Regions from separate parts of the Mus musculus genome. Here regions 1, 2 and 3 are each linked to region 4. Evidence: chromatin contacts called from ENCODE Hi-C or POLR2A ChIA-PET data. All regions are on one chromosome and are shown on one strand. The core of a region is the stretch at or near the end of the contact, and the rest is flanking DNA. Distances in the headings are between cores, read along the strand shown.

Region 1 (5,286 bases), core at 220-2,719, 480 kb before region 4:
AAATGCGAAGTTAACTGCCTCTAAACTTTAACATCCTTATTTTTTCTTTGAAAAAGCCACTCATAAAACTACTTTATAAGTACTTTTAATTACAAAACAAAGCACATGCCAATTATCCAATAATCTTTGTAACCTCTCATTTTCTCTGATTGACCAATTATGTATAGAACCTCTTCACTTTCTTTTTCATGTATCCTTCAAACCAGAGTTTAACAAGCCAGCACCCAGGTGTCTTTAGTCATCTGTTGCACACACTGCCTTATGAGCTTAGAATATAAACACTACAAAAATTTATATCCTTTCACTGCTGTACATCTATTAAAGAATTTTTGTGATTGTTGACTGTGTAAATAGGCACTTTACAAACAAAGCATTACTGGAAAAGACACAAGCCAAACATTACCAAGTTATCAGTACTTCTCAGCGTTTTGTAGAAAAAAAAAAGCCACACCCAGTTTTCAGGCTACCACGAATGAGTATCACTTTCGTTTTTCCTTAAGTTTTGTTTTCTAAAAAAGTGCTACCAAGTGTGGTGGCCCACACCCTTAATCCTAGCGTTTGGGGAGCAGCGGCAGGTTGATCTCTGTGAGGCTGAGGCCAGTCTAGTCTACAGTTCCAGGACAGGCAGAGATCACCCTCCCTCCCTCCTTTCACTCACTTACACACACACACACACACACACACACATCTTTAAAAAAAGGGCAGCTGTCTCCTTATGGCTCCCCTTCTTTGTAGTTAATAAACAATGCTAAATGAAGCTCCAAACATGACTCTTGAGTCATCTGTGTTGCTGACCAAATTTATAGACTATTTGTGAAAATTCTAGTAACTGGGAATTTGTCTAAGTTTGAGTAACAACTTAAGGTCATTATTTAAAATACTGGAAAAAGGCAAATACTTTTAAGTTTTTTTTCAAAATCACTGTTATGTGGCTTCCAAATAAAAACTCAAAATCGATTTTTTTTTTTTTTAGGGCTAGGGTATAGCTTATTGGTATACCATTCACGTGAAAATTCAAGAATATGGTTGATATGGCTACGACTCAAAAATGGAAACACACCCCAAGAGTGTAACTAAACACAATTTTAAAGGGTCAACAGGTGAATAAAAATTTTAAACTGGGTAAAAGCAATTTCATAAAGGTCCATGAAACTATAATTTTCGCCATAAGATGACATGCAGAATTGCCTTTCTGATCATTTCTCCTCCCAGGGACATTTGAAAAGGAGTGGCCAAAGTAGCAGGGGAACTGCGCAACAGCTTGGGATCAAGGACTGAAACTTGCCCTTTCCCAAAGCCTCTGGGAGCCAGGACCAGCGCCCCCGGTGGTGGGCAACTGGCCATCAGCAGCTTGGCACAGGCCACTTGTCCTACCACCTCCTGGTCGCCCCCACCTTTCCCTCCAAGGCCAAGGACAGAGACGTCCTCCTCCCCCTTCTCCTCCTCTTTGGTGCCTTCAGCCAGGAGGCGGGAGTGACCCGCAGCAGCTGACCCAGCTCGGGCACTGCCTCTCCGACAGCCCTCAGGACACACCATGGGCCTGGAGGCTGGTTGGTGGCACACGAGCGAGGACGCAGGCGGCGGCCCCGGCGACTCTCAACTGCCTCCCTGACCACTGCGACAACCTCCCCGAAGCCATCGCCACTACCCGCAGCGGAATCTATCTGCGGCCAATCTATCGCCACGAACCGACTACCAGCTACGTAAACAACTATGGCGGGAGAAAGGTGGCAGGCCGAGGGGCCCGGAGAAGGTTGGGCCATCTACGTCACACCCAGAGCCCCCATCCGGGAGGGAAGGCGGAGGCTCGACCCGCGAAATGGCGACAGCAGTGACGCGCCTGCGTACGGAGCTCACCCGTCGCGCCGCGGACGACGGGAAGTGAGGTTTTCAGAGGAGCCGGCAGAAGTGTACGGCGACTTCGAGCCCCGGGCGGCCAAAGAAAGGTCTCCGGGGGGGAGACGAACCCCGCCAGAAAAGTTCCGGCCGGCTTCTGCGGGAGAGGAAGTGAGAGAAAGCGCTTACAACCTTCGCTCTCGACCACGGAGGCAGCGGCGAGCCCAGGAAGCCGAGGAGATGAAGACGCGGAGGTCTGCTCGCCTTGAGCAGCACTCACAGCAGCCGCAGCTGTCTCCGGCCACGAGCGGCCGAGGGTTACGGGACTCTCCGTCCTCCAGTGAGGACCGCGAAGGTAACAGTCTCGGCTGCGGGCTCGGGAGCGCGCGCGGCGGCGGGCACGCGGCGGCAGGCGCGCCCCCGTGGAGGCCGGCCCCGCTCCGGCCCCGCCTGGGTCCTGGTGATTTCTGCGGCCCTTTGGGCGCGCACTCCCGGATTGAGTCCACCCGGACCCTCAAGAGGGAAGGACGCAGTGGGCCGCGCGGGAAGGTGGTGGTGCGAAGTGACCCGAGCGGAGGCGGGCAGCTCTGCCTAGTCCTGGAGCTTCAGTTTGGGGGGTCTAGGTCTCCTCTTTCTGTAGGCTTTTGCTAGAGGTCGGCGGCTAAGCCATTGTCGGAGCCCCAAACTACTCTGCGCTCGGTTTCATTTCCGTCCTCTGAAGTTTCTACTGAAGCCACTTCCATTTCCTTTTTTTTTTTTTTTTTTTTTTTTTTAAATCTCGGGGGCCCCAAGTCCCCAGCTGAAAATCCTGTTTTTAAGTTAACTTTCCAGTCGGTTTCTTTCGTTTTTTTTTTTTTTCACCAAGATTGGGAAAACGAGATCATTTCTAGGCGGATGCTACGAGGAGTAGCTGACTTTAATGAATGGGTTGGTGACATTACTCCAAATACAGAGTCTGGTCTCTGCCAGACTTTCCCCCCAGATTGGAGGCCATCACGGTAATCTTAAGTAGCTAAACAAGTCAAGACTGACAAACTACTGAAACAAAACAAGGTTCTATTTATTAGTAAAGCTTATATATGAAGCCCCAGATGCCAACAGGGTGTGTACTATAGTTTTAGTTAAGTCACACAGATGAACCAAATTCTTCAAGCCATCCTCTTATTCCCTGCACTCGGATATAACTGAGTCACAGGTGGTTCCAGTAAGCCCCATGTCAGTCACCTAATTATGAGGTAAAATTCTGAGGGTTAGAGTCACAGTGGGATGGCCTCCCTAATACATTTGATGCATCTGAACAGGAGTGGATTTAAAGCTTAGAGCACAGTAAACTGGCTTGCAGATTTACCTACTTGCCCTTAAAGTCCTGACACACTTGAAGATCTGTTCATTTGGGAAACTTTATGCTAGAGATGTGCATGCTCTTTTGGATGTAAGGAGACAGTTTATTTGCTTATACATGTCAGCATTTCTTTTAAGATGGCAAAGTTGGGAGAAAAAAAAAGGAACCTGTCACGCATGTATGCCTGGTCGAAATTTAGGTACTTGTGTTAATTCTGTCTCAGAAACTGAGACAGTGTTTGCACATGGGAGGCAATGTAACTGTTACTTTTTATTGACTTTCCCACAGAGCCTCCTGCACCTAAATTCAGTTTACCTTTTATACATTTTTAGAGGATTTAAACATTTCTTTTACCTGACTCTTGAACCTACCTTTTAATTTTTTATATTTTCTTTATTTACATTTCAAATGTTATCCCCTTTCCTCATTTCCCCTCCGAAAACTCCCCTATATCCCCCCCCCCCCCCAACCAATCCAATCCCTCTCCCTGGCCCTGGCATTCCCCTACACTGGGGCATAGAGCCTTCACAGGACCAAGGGCCTAACCTTTTAACTTGCTAAAGTAGCATTTTTGTCGTAAAGCAACAAGTAGTGGTTTGTATGTTGTTTCACTTCCATGGTTTGCAGCTGCACGTACCTGTGTGAGTATGTGCACGTGAGTACAGGTAGCCTTGGAAGCCAGAAGATGGTGTTGGGTCCCTTGGAGCTGAAGCTACAGAATATCGTAAGCCTTTTGGACTTCGGAAGTCCTCGGAAAGAGCAGCAAATGCCCGTAAACACTGAACTCTCCCCAGCCCTCATCATACTCTGTCTTAATAGGATTTCTAACTGGTTTAATTCCCAAGTTTTGAACCTAGAGAAGTTGAATACTTGCATCTCTCTGTATAGATTACTGGTAAATATGCATACTGTGTGCCATGGTCTCTCCCAGGTCATCTAACTTGAATTTTACCTCTTGTTGGTGCTGTAGAGGATGAACCTTCTTCCCGACCTGTTACAAGCCAAACAGCCTCAAAGAAAACTCTTAGAACACCAGAGGCTTCAGGTAAGAAGAGTTTGGTCTTTTGGTTTTCTCTTTTCCTGCCAAAGACTCATGAAGAATCACAGCTCAAGCTGGGCGTGGTGGCATATGACTGTAATCCCAGCACATGGGAGGCAGAGGCAGGCGGAACTCTAGGAGTTCAAGGCCAGCCTGGTCTACAAAGAGAGTTCCAGGATAGCTAGGGCTGTTACACAGAGAAACCCTGCCTGGAAAAAACGTACATCAATCAATCAGTCGGTCAATCACAAGAGGTTTGTGAGTCTTATCAGTTCACTAAATTCAGCCCTATGGGTACTTGCTAAACTAAACAAGGGCGAAAACAAAATGTAAGTTCAACTGTCTACCACTCTGTTAATCTTCAGAACCCCGCAGAGAGAGACGGGAAACTGAAGCTCTGAGTATCTAAGACTCTTCTCTAAGATCACCTGATACATGAGTAAATTAAAATTCAGGCTCAGGTTTGTCTTTGTTTGTTTGTTTTGTTTTGTTTTTCGAGACAGGGTTTCTCTGTATAGCCCTGGCTGTCCTGGAACTCACTCTGTAGACCAGGCTGGCCTCGAACTCAGAAATCCCCCTGCCTCTGCCTCCCAAATGCTGGGATTAAAGGCGTGCGCAACCACGCCTGGCTCGGTTTGGTTTTTTTGAAACCTATTCATTCTCCCCAAATGTTCACTTTCAGTCAAGTAATAGTTCATAGTGTCAAATGATTATGTCACAGTGCTTCTGCTTAGCTGTTTCTGCATAGTGAAACCCTGGCACAGTGGGTTTCAAGTCTGTCAGGCTTAGGACTGTGTTTCTGTGAACCCAGGGTATCAGTCATAAGGTAGGACGACATCATTGCTTCTTGTACCACCTAGAAGAGAACAGATACCGCCAATTTCCTGGTAATTCATGTTAAGATGCCTTAATTATATAGTATATGATTTCAGAGATGTTTAAAATGTAATAAAAATTGTCTTAGAATCCCTGTAACAGGGAAACAGGATACATTTAGTAGTTCCCCAAAGTTTGTTTTTCTTGTGTGTCTGTGATGTGTGTGCAGGTGCCACTGTACACCTATGGAGGT
Region 2 (5,696 bases), core at 2,744-5,243, 310 kb after region 4:
TTAGTAGACCAGGCTGGTCTTGAACTCACTGAGATCCGCCTGTCTCTGCCTCCTGAGAGCTGGACATTAAAGGTATGGGCCACCGTCTTCCAGCTAGGGCAATCTTTCTCATTCCTCTGTCAGATCCTCAGCCCTGAGGTTCAGAGCACAGTGGAGAACCTGGGAGGGAGGGGTCTACCTCATCCAAAGGCCCCTCAGAGAGTGGCTCCTCTATCTGCTCAAATGCCCTCGGGGCTATGTTCATTTTACCAGACACGCTCACACCTGTCTATGCTGTGTATACACTATTCTTTCTCAGATGCATTTCCCTCTGGCTGCCCTCTGCTCATTCGGAGCCCCGGTTTGCCAGTGACACCCTTTCCCACACAACACCTTCCCTTCATTCAGTTCTTCCTGCAAGCAATTTACACCTGACAAGTGCTAGACTGACCCGAAGCTCCAACAGAAGTGCATATCCTGTCTCCTCCTGCTTCACTATTGCTGGAAATTCCTCAGGCTCATAGTCGGCGGTGCTTCATTTTGTTCTCTAGTCCTGAGACAGCGGAGGAGTTCAACAAATATCTGTGGAAATAAGCTGAATTTAGATGAACGGAGAGGTCCCCTCGGAAACGGGGCTAGCATGAGAAAGCTTTGTTGGTTGTTGTTGTTGGTTTTTTTTTTTTAGACAGGTCTTGCTGTGTAGCCCTAACAGGCCTTGGTAATTGATTCATACAGCCCAGGCTCATCTCAAACTTGCAGCAATCCCTTTGCTGTGGTTCCTGAGTACTGGGATTGTAAACACGCGCTGCCATGCCCATGTGACAGAGATCATTTAACATAGCATTTTAAGAATTTGCTCTTTGGATCCTTGGGATCCGAAGCTACTCCTCTTCCAGCCCAAACAAACCTAATGAGTAAACCAAAGGTGACTGTTTGCATCTTAGTGGCCTGAAGGGGTGGGGGAGGGGAAAGGCAGGGTTCACCTTCACTGAAACGTTCAGAAATCTACCTTGCAGGTCATTAACTTCCTCAGGAGCAAGGGGCCAGGAGCCCTGGAGAATTACCCGTGGAAGTCTGAGTTATTAGAAGAAGCAAAGCAGACCACCGGGGAGCCAGATAGATAGAGATCTTATCTACCGATAGAGATGGGACTGGGTTCACACTCTAGCTACGCCAGCTGCGTGGCCGGGAGGAAGCCAAAGTCTCTTGTACCCCAGATTTCCACACCACCAAGGTGGAGGCACACTATTCCCTTTTGTCAAGATTTAAGAGAGCCTATGAAGTGCCTTAGTTTTGTAGGTTCCTATAGGGTGCAGCAACTATACCCCTGCCTGTGGAAGACAGGAAGGAGACTAGCTTGTGTTCAGGATTCACCTTGGACATCAGAAATGAGGTGAGACAGCTAGGACCACCTGACAGCACATTTGGGGTATTACAAAGAGCAGCCAGTGCTCCTAACCGCTGAGCCATCTCTCCTGCCCCGATGAGAGGTTTTATCATCTGGGTTTTGGAGACAGGTCTCCCATTTGCAAGGTTGGTCATGACTTTTCCTCTTTCTGAGGATGAGCTGAACTTGTGTCCTTCCTATTTTTGTTTTGTTTTGTGTGTTTGAGACAGTGTTTCCCTTTATAGCCTTGGCTGTCCCTGAACTCACAGAAATCTGCCTGCCTCTGCCTCCCAAATGCCAGGATTAAAGGTGTGAACAACCACCAGCTGGCTACCTCTTAGGTACTGTGACCAAGTGTGAACACACTACCACACCCAGCTATTCGGTGCTAGGGATCAAACCCAAACCCAGTGCTTCATGCTTGCTACGAAAACACGCTGCCAACTGAGCTACATCCCAACCTGATTTGAGGAGTTTGGATCATTTCTTTTTGACAGGGTCTCACTGTGTAATACTGGCTGGCCTGGCTCATCATGTAGACCAGGCTGCCCAGACTAACATCTTAAAAGATCCACCTGCCTCAGCCTTCCAAGTGCTTAAATTAAAAGGCATGAATCACCACCTGACTTGAAGGTTTTTTGTTTTTTAAGATTTTTATTTTTATTTGTGTGTATGCCATGTGTGTGAAGGTACCCCTGGAAGTCAGAAGGGGGCATCAGACTCCCTGAAGCTGGAGTAAGAAGCCCAGCCAACTCCAACACACACACACACACACACACACACACACACACACACACACACACACACACATACACACACATACACACATATACACACACAAACACACATACACACACAAACACACATACAAACACACACACATACACACACAAACACACATACACACACACACACACACACACACACACACACACACACACACACATGAGTGCTGGGAACCCAACTCCAGTCCCCTGCAAGAGCAGCAGCAGGTGCTCTTACTGAGGCATCTTTCTAACCCCTCGATCTGAATTTTCAAAAACGAAATATTTCATGTTCTGCTGCAGACGCCAACCACCACACTCAATATCGTGTCCGTCGGGGGTTCTTGAAGACCTGCCATTTACCAGCTTTGTTCCGATTGGTCACCTCATTTGTACAAAGGGACAATAGTTCTGAATCTTGAGGTTGCAGCAAGAGGCAGCCACTCTAGGGACTGAGTTGTCAGTGTATGGTGATCGATCAGCACTAAACCAGAGCAGAAAGTGCCTTGTGGAGGAACTTACTCTGCGAACATGGCAGGAAGACGCTTCAGACCCTGCTCCACAGAGCCGTGAGCCTTGAACCTGCTCACTTACACAGGGTTTGCCCAGGATAAACCCCTTGGTTCCTAAACCGGTCCTGGGCCAATCTACTGTCAGTTTCCCAGGGTGCGGCTCAGACCAGATTGCCTGCCTCGGTGTTCCCTCCCCCATCCAGCTCCCTTAAAGGGAGATAGACATCCTTTCTGTTTCCATGGGACTCGGTTTGAACCCAGGGCCTCTTGCACAATAGGCAAATTCTCTACACCCATCCCTACATCCTCAGCCCATTTCTCCCCTTTTCCTTTTGAGAACATGTCTCACTAAATTGCCTAGGCTGGCCTCGAACTTGCAGCAGGATCCTCCTGCTTTAATCTCTGAACAACTGGGACTACAGGATTACACCCGCACAAGGGGTAGAACTGCCCTCTCTCTCCTGTGCTCTGCTAGGACCTTAGCTTTGTGCATCCTTTCCAGTAGCTACACCGGCCATCTAGCAGCACAAAAGATTAAGTAAGTGAAACTTGTTGGCCAAAGAAAGAAGAGAGACCACTTTCTCTTTTCAGAGACGTCTGAAATGTCCTGGTTCTTCTTACTGTTCCTTTGGGGGTAGGGGAATAGTCAAAATGGGTTTGGACATTGGAGAGACTTAGTCACCTCCTGGTTAGAAAGAGGAAGCTCCATGGATTTGGGCACAATTGCCAGCCATTTGGTGGCTCCTTCACGGAGGCCTGTACCCAGGTCTGTTCGGGAATCCTCCACTGCCCCAGAAGCGGTCCCTTCCCCAAGCAGCTGGCAATGCAGGCCCAGCTCTTGGTGGCTCCGGATGAGCAGTCAACGCCAGCTTACCCCAAGGCCTCAACGAACCTTGAATGATCTTGACCTAAGAGGGCGCCCAAGGGTGATGGGGCGGCCCTGCGGAGAAGCCCACCGACCCATCCCGAAACGTTCTCCACACAAAGTCCGGTCCTCAGCTTCTCGCTCCAGCGGAGCCGGTGGAGTCGGCTGAAGCTTGTCGCCTTTTGCGCTCCGGCTGCGCCCCCGAGTCACCCGGGCGCCCCTCCGCTTTCGCGCCCGTGTCCCCGGGGAGGGAGCTGATCGGCGCCCGGGACAACGGCCCCGTGGCAGCCAGTGAGCCCCAAATTCAGGGCGCATCCTCCGGCCGTCTAGGCGGCCCTGGCTCCAGGAGTGGAGCGGAGCCGAGGAGGCTCTGGGCTCCCGGCGTGCGCCCGGGTCGAGTGGCCACGACCCTGGGAGGCCGCGGGAGGCTGGGGGGTGGGGACAGGCCGAGGTCGCGGCTCCTCCAGCCCCTTCCGCCGCCCCTCCTCTCGCCTTCCTCGCCCTCTCTTCCCAGGCCGGCCCGCGAGGCCGCTGGCTGGGCCTTTCACCTTCAAGCAAAGCTATGAAGTAGCGGTCGCTACGGCTCCAGGCGCCCAGCGGGGCCAGGGGCGCCGCGCACTCCTGCCAGCCCGGCCTCGCCTCGTGGGACCCGGGGCGGGACACGCTCCGGGGACGAGGCCTGCGGGCCACACTCCCGTCCGCCCGCCCGAATTCAGGGCGAGTCCGGCCCGGGACTCTGCAGCGGCCCCGGACGGGGAGAGTGGGGCAGGGCCTCGCCTCTCCGAGGGATGGAGGGGATGGAGGCGGCGGCCAAGCCCGCGCGCCGCTCTCAGTGAGTACCGAGAGGACCCGGGCGGGGTGGCGGGGCACACCCGGGGACACCCGACCTCCGGCCGCCGCAGAGCTGGAAGGGTCGTGGAGGCTCGCCCTTCCTGTCCATTTTCATTCCAGGTTTTTTTCTGAGTTAGAGCATCGGTGCTAGGAGTTACGACATCTTCCAGGAAGGTCGTCCGGAGGCCTTCAGTCCCGACTGTCTCATTCCTTAAGGTCTGCGGACAAGTCTAGAGCGAAGCTCCAGGGTTGACCCATCAATTTTTCTAAAAGCTCACATTACAACCTGGGCTTCTGGATTGGATCTCAGAGAAGAGGTAGCTGAGCCACAAAGAGAAACCTAGTACATTTTCGATCAGTGATTCTCAGTCTTAATGCTGCGACCCTTTAGTACAGTTTAAGTTTATCATGTGGTGATCTCCAACCATAAAATTATTTTCGTTGCTACTTAATGACCGTAATCTTGCTACTGTTACGAATCATAATGTGAATATCTGATATGCAGTATATCTGATATGCGACCCCGTGATGCCAAGAACCGCTGCTCCAGATGATCTAGTAGAGAAAATGACTTCTACTATCCCTAAACTTCACAGATTTACTGCTGTGAAATTCTGTGTTATATATGTATCTTGCTTCATAAAATATGTATATTCTGAAAAACATGTTAATTTAATAATTATAATGAATTACTTTAAGAGACTTACCTTTAAGAACATCTTATGGTGGATCCCTATTGTGAGAAGGGAATAATTAACCTCTAATATATACTCTATGCCCAAATTCTTACACGCTGAGAGTTTACTTCCTATGGGACACAGGTAGACTAGGGTGACTTCTGAGTGTTCTGAGTAGTCACTAAGACACAGTAGCTTATACAGGGAGTAAAACAGTTGTCACGTCATTCTCTGTAAAGCTATTGGAATCAGCCAGGCCACCAAGGGGCCGTATAATTCTAGTGAGTCTTGGGACCTCTGCGGACTCAGGTCTTACCTGAGAACAAGGGGTGCGGTTAAAGGCTCACTGTTCTCGGAGAGTCCTGGCTTGGAATGGAAAGGTTCTGGTTACAAGCTTGTCTCCCCCAGGGCATCTACGTGATGTAATTTCTCTATGCCTCAGTTCTCCATCTGTTAAAAATAATATTTTTATTTATATATTATATAATAAATAAATATCTTTATTTATATAAAATAACATTCTATCACAGACATAATATAAATATATTATTTTAGAGAGTGTTGACATGTTTGAAAAGCCTTTGCTTGACATAGAGCAGATAGCTTATCGTTTGTGACTGTCACTATTACTTCTTTCGAGTACAGCTTGACTCTAGTCTAACACTTTTTCACTAGGGTTGG
Region 3 (5,581 bases), core at 1,650-4,149, 460 kb after region 4:
TCTATCTATCTATCTATCTGTCTATCTTTTTCACTCTTTCTAGTTCCATCTAGCTCAGGTCTTCTCAGGAATTCTTTGCCTAAGGATACACAGACGCTTTACAGTTGAATGATCACCTGTGTACCGATTGTTCTGGAATCCATCCTGAGGTTCCCTTATTACTGGAAAATCTTTAGTAAGTCCCCGTGGCCCCATCTCCTCACTGAAGCATCCATGCTTCGCTATCATCACCTTGGAAACCTGGCAAATGAGATGCTCTCTGTTCTCCACCCTACCGCCAGCCCACCCCCACCCCTGCTTTGGTGCTTAAGAGTTTGTTATACCTTAGGGCTTTCGGCAACTCTTCAAATCCACTTTCCTTATTCAAACTTTCATCAATGCTACCTAAAGAGTCTCCAGACCCTTCTGTTACTCCAAATTCAAATGTAAGGTAGTAGGTTCAAATAACTAATGTGTACTGATAGTGTACGTGTGCTCACTGCTGTGCTAAGAGTGTTAAGTGTGCAATAAGCATCCTTTTCTCACAGTGCTCTAAGAGGTAGGCACTACTATTATCTCTGTAATCAAATGAAAAAAAAAAAGACGGAATGACAGAGAGGCAAAACACTTTTCCAAAGTGCTCTTCAGCAAGGAAGAAGTGGAGCTGGGACTCCCACTCCAGTAGCCTGTGCTTGCAAACATCTGTTTACAGTGACTTAAAAGTTCTCACACTTTTCCCAGTGGAAGTCTGGTAAGGCCTGAGGCCTTGGCCCTTCCAAGATGCTTCGGAGCCTTATTAGGACTATCTGAAAACCCTACCATTTCCAGGTTTATCAGAAAATTTGGGTAGGAATAGAACTGATGTTCTTTGTTTTTGTTTTAATAAAATCAGAATGCTCAGTGGGAATAGTGATGCACAACTTTAGTCCCAGCACTGGGGAGGCAGCGGCAGGCAGATCTCTGAGTTCAAGTCTAGCTTGGTCTACAGAGCTAGTTCCAGAACAGGACTACAGGACAGAACGAAAAAAACCCTCTCTATAAATAAATAAATAAATAAATAAATAAATAAATAAATAAATAAGCAGGCAAGTAAGTAAATAAATAAATATTTTAAAAAGAAGCGCTGATGAAACAAACAAAGCTTTGAAAGGACCAGGTCCTGAACCTGCCCATGGCTATCAGACAGCTCACTGACTCCACCCCAGACGGATCGTCAGTTGGCCTGTAAATTTAAGCGAGCTGTGTTAGACAGGAACATGGGATATGTCTGTACACTCGTTCAAGTGCTACTTACTACGCGGCATCGATAAATCTGTCTGTGAGATGCAGCATTACCTGATACACTCTCACTTGTAATGCACTGGGCCCCATCAGAGCCTCACTGGTCTGCTCTTCTTAGGAAACCTGAAGATGAAGTAGGGACAACTCTGTTGCTTTAAGGGTGAGTGGTCAGGATCTAGATGTGGTCTTGGATTTCAATACCCAATAAATATTTGTCAAAAAATAAAATAAAATAAAAAAGATTTTCCAAGAGAGAAAACGGAGAAGAACCTCATGCTATTACTGAACATATGTTGCTGTTGCTACATGTTATAATTATTTTCTCTCCTTCTCTATGTGGGCTGAGAATTCCTAGAAGGGAGGGACTCTGGGCTTCAGTTGTAGCAGTAATAGTGGCCAAAGTTAGCATCCCCCAAACCATCAGATCTGAAGGCATCCTGGTTGTGAACTGGCTCTTAATCAAGCCTACCTCTCACTAGTATTTCTTCCATGTAAATGGCCAAACCTATTGTAGGGTCAGGCAAACCTTTCACATAGACACCGTGTAAGCTGTGGTTAACTTTATTATTTAGATTGACTCTGAGAGTTGCCATTTATCTTCTGTGTAATAAAGAAGGTGTATCTGTGATTTCTTCATTTTATATTTGAAACTTCAGGGCCATAAGGCAATTTACAGAGCCATCAGGCACCAGTACAATCTTGTCATGGTCCTTCTGACAGGGATTTGCAAGACTCAGTGGATGGGACTACATTGACTGACCAGAAAAATTTTAGGAACCCTCCCCCCATACTTGACAAAAAACAATTTACATAATCAACATGGGAAACCAGAACTTATTTGTATTTTTAGAACTTACTAGATTTCCCCCAAAATAGATCAGTTACTTATTGTGTGTGTGTGTGGGGGGGGGGTATTAAACAAACAGACAAACAAAGAAAACCATTGTGGAGAAATAGGTAACATCTTCCATTTAAAATATGTGATAACTGAGAATCTGGGGAACGAAATGAAAGATGCCAGCTTTAGGTGAGAACAAACAACGTTGTACCTGAATTCTGTTCCTTCATAAGGCAGAAGCTTGGGTATTTCTAGAACGTTCCCTTTTGTTTGTAGTTAAATGCTGAGTATAACGCTAATGGGAAAGGGGCTAACTCCAACATAATATCTCAAATATATCGTGCTAGTTGTCATATATTGTCATCGCTTCCATTTCTGCCAAGAATGACCAGAAATTACAGCTGAAACAGCTATGAGCAGCTGGAAATTGTGTATGAAAGGAACTGAATTTTATTGTGCAGTAGATTCCAGCACACTAAACGAATGAAAGTTCCAGTCAGTGTGCTAAGGTACATCACAAAGCGGAATCCCTTACTACATACAGTTCTGTGGGCCTCGTTCTCCTCTATCAACGCCTCTGAACACAAATCCCACCGCACATGATCAATGGGCTGCCTGCAATCTCCCCCTTTAAGAGCTTGCTCCGCGGGACTAACGTTTGAACAGGCCCTGGGGCCCCTCCTCTGCCTCTGATTGGTCGGGGGCGGAGCACGAGGCACATCTGCCCGCCCAGAACGGTTAGCGGCGCTTTGTGATTGGCGTTCGAGGAGCATATATAAGGTGCAGTGTGGCCCCGCAGCGCTCAGTTTAGAGTCCGGCTCAGAACGGTTCTGTTGTCTGAAGGGAAGCGGCGGAGGGGGACTACGCGTCACCAGGTCTTTTCTCCACCGAGCTTTCAGACGCCGAGGGTACAACCACAGAGGAAGACCTGATCCCGCCTACAGCTCCTCTCGCAGCTTCAGAAGGCAAGCAGGCGTTCACCCTATCGTCTGGAAGCGAAGGCAGGATGGAGTTCAAGCTGGAGGCTCACCGCATCGTCAGCATCTCCCTGGGCAAGATCTACAACTCGCGGGTCCAGCGCGGCGGCATCAAGCTGCACAAGAACCTCTTGGTGTCGTTGGTGCTGCGCAGCGCCCGCCAAGTCTACCTGAGTGACCCCTGCCCTGGCCTCTACCTGGCTGGCCCTGCGGGGACCCCGGCGGTGCCGCCGCCTCAGCAGCCTGGAGAGCCTGTAGCCGGGCCACCCTCCGGCTGGGGAGAGCCGCCCCCGCCGGTCGCCCGTGCCGCCTGGCCGGAGCCCGAGCCTCAGCCGCAGCCTCAGCCTCAGCGTCCCTCCGTGTGCCACACGCCCGGAGCGGGAAGCTCAGAACCGGTGGCCGCGGTGGCCGGATCGGGGGAAGCTCTCCGGGGCGGAGAGGAGGACTCGGCGGCAGCTGCTTGGGGCCGCGTGGAGCGTCCGCGCGCGGCGTCTTCAGGAGGTGGCTCGGACGCGTGCCCCGAGGGGCCCCGGGCAGTGCGCCGCCCGTGCGGCTGTCCCCCGGCCGTGGAGGAGCGGTCCTCCGAGGACGGGTCCCCCGCGCCACCCGCCCCGTGTCCCAGGAAGCGTGGCGCAGCGGGAGTGGGTGGCGGCCGCGCGAGCTGCTCGGCACCCGGCTCTACCCCTCTCAAGAAGCCGCGCCGGAACTCGGAGGAGCAGCCAGTCACCGGCGAGGACGACACCGACGAGGAGATGGAGACCGGGAACGTGGCAAACCTCATCAGCATCTTCGGGTCTAGCTTCTCGGGACTCCTACGGAAAAGCCCCGCAGGCGGCCGAGAGGAAGAGGAGGCGGAGGAGGGCGGCCCGGAAGCCGCCGAGCCGGGGCAGATCTGCTGCGACAAGCCGGTGCTGAGAGACATGAGCCCCTGGAGCACAGCCATCGTGGCCTTCTGAGCCCCCGGGACCCGAGTGGCTGGAGCTTGAGCAGCGGGAGTCCCCGAAGTGCGGCCGGGGCCTCTCCCGGCCGCGAGGACGAGCCGAGACCGTAGGCGCTGGGCGCGTAGGGGAGACTGGTTGCTGCCGGGCAGCACATCGCCCCAGAAGGGGCAGCCCGGCTGGGCCGTGGCTCTCGAGTCTCATCCTGAGACCTAGAGTTGGAGGCTTATTGGAAGAGGACGATCGATCGTTAACTTTTGTATCTGTGTGTGTCCGTGTGTAAGTTTGTCTTGTGTTGAGACTGTTCTGTGATTCTGGAATGCACCACCCCTTCCCCGGGGCTTGAGACTTTGGGGGTGCAGACAGGGACTTTCCTCTGCCAGCAGCACAGAAAAGGAAGCTGCAGAAAGGCTCGAGGAAGGGGAGTTCCCCGTTCGATCTTGGGGGAGAGAGGGACTTTACACACACCTCTCTCTCATGAAAGCTACGACCGCACCGGGGCGCGGAGTGGCGTTTTCTCACAGGATTTCCTCAGACTAGAGGGAGTTCGTCTGGAGTAGAGACTTGTATTATTTTTCTCCCTCCCCATCCTTTCTCTGGCACAGAAGAAGCGCTTCTACCCTGTGATTACTCTGGGAAAGCAGAACATTAAGGGACCTTCAATTCCCCACAGGGGAAAAAAAGCTTGCTGAACTTCACAGAAGAGTTCAAGCTTGGAAATACGGAGTTTATAGAGAAAAGATATATTTTTTAAAAGCTCTAGCTCAGAACTTACTACACAGTGCTTTTAAAAAGTGTTTAATGAAACAAAGTTTACAGACGAGCTCTAAGTGGAAGGACCTTATGGCTTTGTAGATAAGGTGACTCCAGTCTTTGTTGTATAAAGGTTGGGGGAGCTGATAAGGTTTTTGTACAGTATTTTCTCCTTCTCTGTATTGATTTTTGTATAAAAATGTAACTTTACGTGTCTAACACGTATTAAATATTTTGAAGCAACTCCACTGCCTGTTTGTATGTATGTAATCACTTGTCTGGGTTTCCAACAAGGTGGCGGGGAGGGGCAACCAGGCTGGGAAATGGAAGGTGTGGTTCTTAATATCAGCCATTCACAGGCGAGGGACAGTGTTGGCTGACTTGAATAAGTAGCAAGAAAGACACGTTTAAGGGTTTGGTTTTGGTTTTTTGTTTTCACGAACATCCCCATCCATGGATACTGGTATCAATGACTGTCAGTTTGAGACTTGCCACTACAATTTTCTCTTCAGTCATGACAGACCAGTTTGGTTTTCTATAGTTTGATCTGATGGGAATCTCTAATATTAAATAATATTAAAAGCCAAATTTTGCAGCCTTTCCAATATCAAATATTTCCACCAAAACTTTGTTTCCAAAATAGGTCTGGTAATGTATAGATGGTAGATCAATTTTTAGATTTGAATTGGGGTGGGTGGGGGTTAGATAGCAGCTTCAGAGGTCTTACTAGGACCAAACATGAAGAAACCGATGAAACCGACTTGTCTAAATGTTTAGATCCATCACTGTGGCCCAATATATGTCAAGGTTGACAT
Region 4 (5,040 bases), core at 2,297-4,796:
GCCAGTCCTAGAAGGTAGGCAGATGTTGCATAGCCTCATGGGCTACAGCGTGTACAGTCTGTCTCCTGTTATATCTGCAGCAGAGTTCAGAAGTTGATGTGATTTTAGAGATGCCAGACTAGCTGGCTACCCAGACAAGCTACAATAGCAACTCTGAGTACCGTGAGAGACCTGTCTCAATGACTATGGCAGAGAGCAATCCAGGAAGAGTCTCTGTATCAACCTCCCACCTCTACACACATGCACGCACATATGTGAACACACATGCACAAGAAAGGTAAATAAATTACATCTTTAAAATATTAGTTTATTTGAAAATAAATCTAGTATATGATAATTTAAGTAACAAAATTTTATGAAAAACAACTACAAAAACAAAACAGAAAAATGGAAAACAAAATCTCCTTATTGTCTATTTTTTAAAATCTCCTTACTTTCTGGCATGGTTGTACTGTCATTCTTCAGTGGCCTATCTCTATATGTTGGTTCGGATGAGGAAATTTCAATTGCACATATGTGTTAGAAATTATTACTTTTATAGTACTTCCAGTAATTGTGGAATTCTTTGATACGACACCCAAACTCAATAAATGATAGTTTCTCCAAGACCAGTTATGAGGAGGAATCTGAATGCACTATGGATCTTTTTACACAGTTGTAGTGAAAAACCACTTATCTGATTTCCACTTTGAATGGGACTTTTGCTCACAGTAACTTTTAACATTATCTTATGAAATATACAGATAATACCTCAGAGTCATTCAGCATTTCCAAATGTTAACATATTGTATTAGAGATTAGGGAAATTTCACATTCATTATCCTCAACACTTATCTCTGTGAGCATTGGGCAGTTATCAAGCTCGTGGTGGCAGACCCTGCGATTTCCAAACCTCTACTTTTCCTTTGACAACTCAAACATTGCCACTGGCAATGAACATTTACATCTGTCTTCCAGGTTTACTTCATCTTCAAGAAACCATCTGCCAAACACCCAAATCTAAACAGAGTTCACAGAGTTTTTGTTAAATAAAAATGAAGTCTGAGGGGACTGGAGAGATGGCTCAATGGTTAAGAGCACTGTCTGCTCTTCCAGAGGTCTTGAGTTCAATTCCCAGCAAAAGCACATGGTGGCTCACAATCCTGGAATCTATCCTGGGATCTAATGCAGTCTTCTGGCATGCATGTAGGTGTACAAACAGATAAACCACTCATATACATAAAATGAATAAACATTAAAAAAACAAAGAAGTCCAAGGACTTTGTAATTCAATTCTATCTGATTTTCCTCAATTTCCTTAAAATAACCAATGTAATCAGGTATGTAGCAGAAGTGCTTACCTGTTCTTCCCATTACACAACTTTTTGTTTGTTTCGAGACAGAGTCTTACCATGTTGCTCCATCTAGCCTGCAGCTTGCTGTCTTGATCTCATGGAGATAACCTGCCTTTGCTTCCCCAAGCCGCTGGGGTGAAGGGTATGTGCCAGCATACCTGGCATCACACAAAATCCTTGCACAGGGATATCTCTCAGTCCACATCATTACTAGCATGTGCTCATAATAACCATCAGTCCTGTAAGAAGACGTCCTCTACCCAGAATCTCAAGTTCAAGACTACAGGACAGTTCAGTGTGTAGCCAACCGTGCTTGCTACCAAGCCTGACAACCTTAGCTGAATCCCTAGGACCCACATGGTTAAAGGAGAGAGCCAACTCCTGCAAGTTGTCCTCTGACCTACACTGACACACACAAACTCAATAAAAACATAATTAGAAATACAGGAGGGTTCTCATGACTACCTTAAAAAAAAAAGAGTTCAGGAGAAATATATGTAACTATACCATAAGCATTTTTTTATTCTAATAAAATAAAAGAGACTACTATCCAGAACGTCATTTCTTTCAAAGTTCCAAAGAGCTGGGGTTTTCCTATTTTCCTAATCATCGATTTTCTTTTCACATTTGCATCTAGATTCCTTAACTAATCCTGTAAGCTTCTTAAAGGCAGTGTCATGATGTTCTTTCATCTTTGCATTCTCTATAGACAGAACACCCAGTGTTCTGCTGAACTGTATCTGTCCACTGAAGGAAGGCAATAGTCTTTCCTTCTGGTACCTAACCTTGAAAGATAAATTAGTCTTATGTTTATAACTCAAACCTGTCCTTACTTTATCGGGTAAAATTCAGTTTTAGAGACAAAAACTACACTTTAATTCTGATATATCCATGTAACTTTCTAAACTGCCTACTCCCCTGGGTTTTCTATTTGGAAATGAAAGTGATTCAGGAAGCTGAGTGGAGAGTTAGTTCATCACCAGACCTCCATGTTACCTGCATGGAGCCCTTAATTTTAAAAATGTGGAGGGACTATATCTAGCAGGACCAAATTCAGCCAAAAACATAACAACTATATTTAGAGTTCCTAAGAATCATAATAGTAATATTGTTAGCATCTTATACACAGTAATGTTCTCTTAAATTTCAAACTTATTATTAACATTACCATGTTTCCTATCACATGTCCTTCTGGCAACAGCGAATGCCAAATTTTATTTTATCATCCTCATTTTGTAAAGGTTCAGAGGCAAGGCCACTGAAACATTGTCATTCAGTGCCCGGCTACATAAATATTCGTTGGATATCAGAGAGATTATTCCATGTCCAGAATGATGCTATTCTCCAGGGTAAAAAACAAAAACAACAAACACACACATACAAACTTCATTACGCTCGACCATTAGCCACGCAATCTGCTACTAAGTTTTTGGAGGAAACAGCCCACGTCCTCTCATCCACCCATCTTTTACCTGCTTGAACCTGGCATACAGGTACAGGAGCTGCTCCCGGCTGGCTACCTGAACCAGGCCTTGGACGTGTGCGGCAGCCTTCTCAAACAGCTCGGCCAAACTCCGGGTCCCCTCGGCCTCGGGGGTCTGGAAGGATTCCATATCACCAGAGTCGTCCCCGGAGCTCAGTTCCCCACCGCTGTCGCCTGTGGTGGCCCCCGAGGGTAGGAACGGTGTGGCCATGTTCACTAGCTCGCTGTGGCCGGTCCTCCCCGGTGTGGCGCGGGTTCCCGGGCCTGATCCACCGGTCCGGGTGCGGAGCTCGAGCGGGAGTGGGAACGCAGTGAGCTGTCTGGCGGTCTCAGGTGATTCTGCCACTCCGCCTACCCGGGCGCACAGGACCGCCCCGTCCTCCCCCGGTTTCCCCTCGGGCTTCGCCCGGGTCGCTCCAACGGTGCGGGGTCTGGAGGCCGCTCGGCTGGAAGATGAGGGGAAGCCGGCGGCGCGGCGCGTGCGGCTGGGACGGGAGCTGGGAGGTGAAGCGGGGCGCGAGCTCGGCGGGTCGGACGCGCACCCGGGCACGCGCCGGTGGATACGGGGCCCCGCCTGCTCCGCTAGCGTGGGTTGCGGCGGCCGCGGTGCGGGATGGAGATACGGGCCTCGGTGACAGACAGGGGACGTCGCTCGTGGTTTTGGGGGGGACTTCGGAGTCACAAACTCCGGAACTCACCCGGATAGGGCCCCCAGGGGAAAGGGAAGGAGGCGGTCCATTAGTGTAGCTGCTAGAGTAGAGTCGCGGGAAACAGAGAGCTGAGGACAAAGGTTCCGCCGTTTCCTAACCACCCACTCTGACTTAAAATAGCGAGTCACCAACAGATGGAAACCTTCCTTCACTGCCCCACCGTGTGTCTAAATGGTTAGATGACTCTCTCCCATCAGTGTTTTGTTTTCCAAACTTGCTGCCCCCTCATTTCCCAGCGCTTTGAGAGAAGGCATCACCAGGCCCCCAAACCTGCATCATCTCATCTCAGTTGTGCCTCACCAGGCCCCCAAACCTGCATCGTCTCATCTCAGTTGTGCCTGTGCTTCTTGAAGTGAAACCCAGTTCTATAGCTCTGCCGGAAAGGAACAGATCTTTCCACGTCCAGCACACTGTCAAAAAGAAAAAGTGTATGCATACACAAAGTTCATTACGTCTACACGCAGACCGTGTACATTTGCTATCAGTTTTTACGAAAAGCACGTTTTGGTACTCTCTCCTGCAGGAATTTGAGAACCCCAATGTGGAATGTCGCTTGAAGAAACTGCTCTCAGTTTTTGGGGTGTCTCACATCAACTGTGTGTGTGTGTGTGTGTGTGTGTGTGTGTGTGTGTGTGTGTGTGTGTGTGTGTGTGTTGTTACTAGTAGTACTAGTAGTGGTGCTAGTAGTAGTAGTAGCTTTCACCAACCCAAAAGCTAAGAATGTCGTCAACTATCTTCTTGGGCCTGTAGGAAAGTTTTCCCCGTCTCAGTGTTACTGCTTCTCTGTGTACCCGCCAATGTATTTTTAGTTTGCTTTGATTTATGACTTTCTTTGTTCTGTAAAACTATGAAACTGTTTCCACATTGGAACTTGGAATTTGGGGTAACCTAAATTTGTAGTCACTCGAAGTGACTCCAGAATAAACTATTATTTATCTTTAAGATGAGTGTGGTGATTTGAGTAAGAGTGGCCCCAATAGGCTCATATACTCGAACGCGTGGTTATCGGGAAGTGGTACTACTTGTGAAAGATTAGGAGATAGGGCCTTGTTGGAGGAAGTGTGTCAATGAGCTTTCAAAAGCTCAACCCAAACCCAGTGGCTCACTCTTCCTGCTCCCTGTAGATCTGAGATGTACACCTCTCAGCTGCCTCTCCAGCACCACGTCTGCCTTCGTGCTGCCATACTTCCACCATGATGAAAATGGACTAACCCGCTGAAACTGTAAGCCAGCCCCAATTAAATGCTTTCTTTAATAAGAGTTGTGGTCATGATGTCTCTTCACAGCAATAGAAACCCTAACTAAGATAATGAGGGATGTGATTTTGGTATCAGCAGTGGCTAGTATGTTCTAAATATGGTAGAGACACACACTCATGTGTAGTCATTTATCACTAGTAGCTTAAAACTAATAAAAACACTAATAAACATAAGGCTAATAACAAAGAACTACAAAGAATGGTTATTGATTGACCATTTAGGATTAAACTTTCAACAGAACTTTGAACAGGATA

What was found. A loop is a pair of places that touch in the nucleus more often than their neighbours do. ChIA-PET counts read pairs that join two places held with the same protein, here RNA polymerase II (POLR2A).
Region 1: a map of v-Abl transformed pro-B cells shows a loop between it and region 4 (8-fold over the local background). The contact joins the promoter of Tor1aip1 here to the promoter of Acbd6 in region 4. A Hi-C loop is called at or near these places in 2 of 37 maps with a recorded cell type or tissue (both v-Abl transformed pro-B cells). POLR2A ChIA-PET finds 5 or more read pairs at or near these places in 3 of 5 experiments (Patski and embryonic stem cell).
Region 2: POLR2A ChIA-PET joins it to region 4 with 11 read pairs in Patski. The contact joins the promoter of BC034090 here to the promoter of Acbd6 in region 4. POLR2A ChIA-PET finds 5 or more read pairs at or near these places in 2 of 5 experiments (Patski and embryonic stem cell).
Region 3: POLR2A ChIA-PET joins it to region 4 with 10 read pairs in embryonic stem cell. The contact joins the promoter of Ier5 here to the promoter of Acbd6 in region 4. POLR2A ChIA-PET finds 5 or more read pairs at or near these places in 2 of 5 experiments (Patski and embryonic stem cell).

The regions. Positions count from the first base shown.
Region 1 is chr1:156,032,663-156,037,948 of GRCm38, reverse strand. It overlaps Tor1aip1 (torsin A interacting protein 1), which reads left to right and starts at 1,469. Exons shown (of 10, transcript NM_001160018.1): 1 at 1,469-2,191; 2 at 4,149-4,223. The coding sequence starts at 1,714. Tor1aip2 (torsin A interacting protein 2) reads right to left here and starts at 2,285. Exons shown (of 7, transcript NM_172843.4): 1 at 1,841-2,285.
Region 2 is chr1:155,242,829-155,248,524 of GRCm38, reverse strand. It overlaps BC034090 (cDNA sequence BC034090), which reads left to right and starts at 3,993. Exons shown (of 10, transcript NM_001370865.1): 1 at 3,993-4,339. The coding sequence starts at 4,296. Gm31102 (a long non-coding RNA gene) reads right to left here and starts at 5,396. Exons shown (of 4, transcript XR_878641.3): 1 at 5,046-5,396.
Region 3 is chr1:155,096,954-155,102,534 of GRCm38, reverse strand. It overlaps Ier5 (immediate early response 5), which reads left to right and starts at 2,899. Exons shown (of 1, transcript NM_010500.2): 1 at 2,899-5,581. The coding sequence starts at 3,105. The coding sequence ends at 4,031.
Region 4 is chr1:155,556,626-155,561,665 of GRCm38, reverse strand. Acbd6 (acyl-Coenzyme A binding domain containing 6) reads right to left here and starts at 3,546. Exons shown (of 8, transcript NM_028250.3): 1 at 2,807-3,546. The coding sequence starts at 3,028.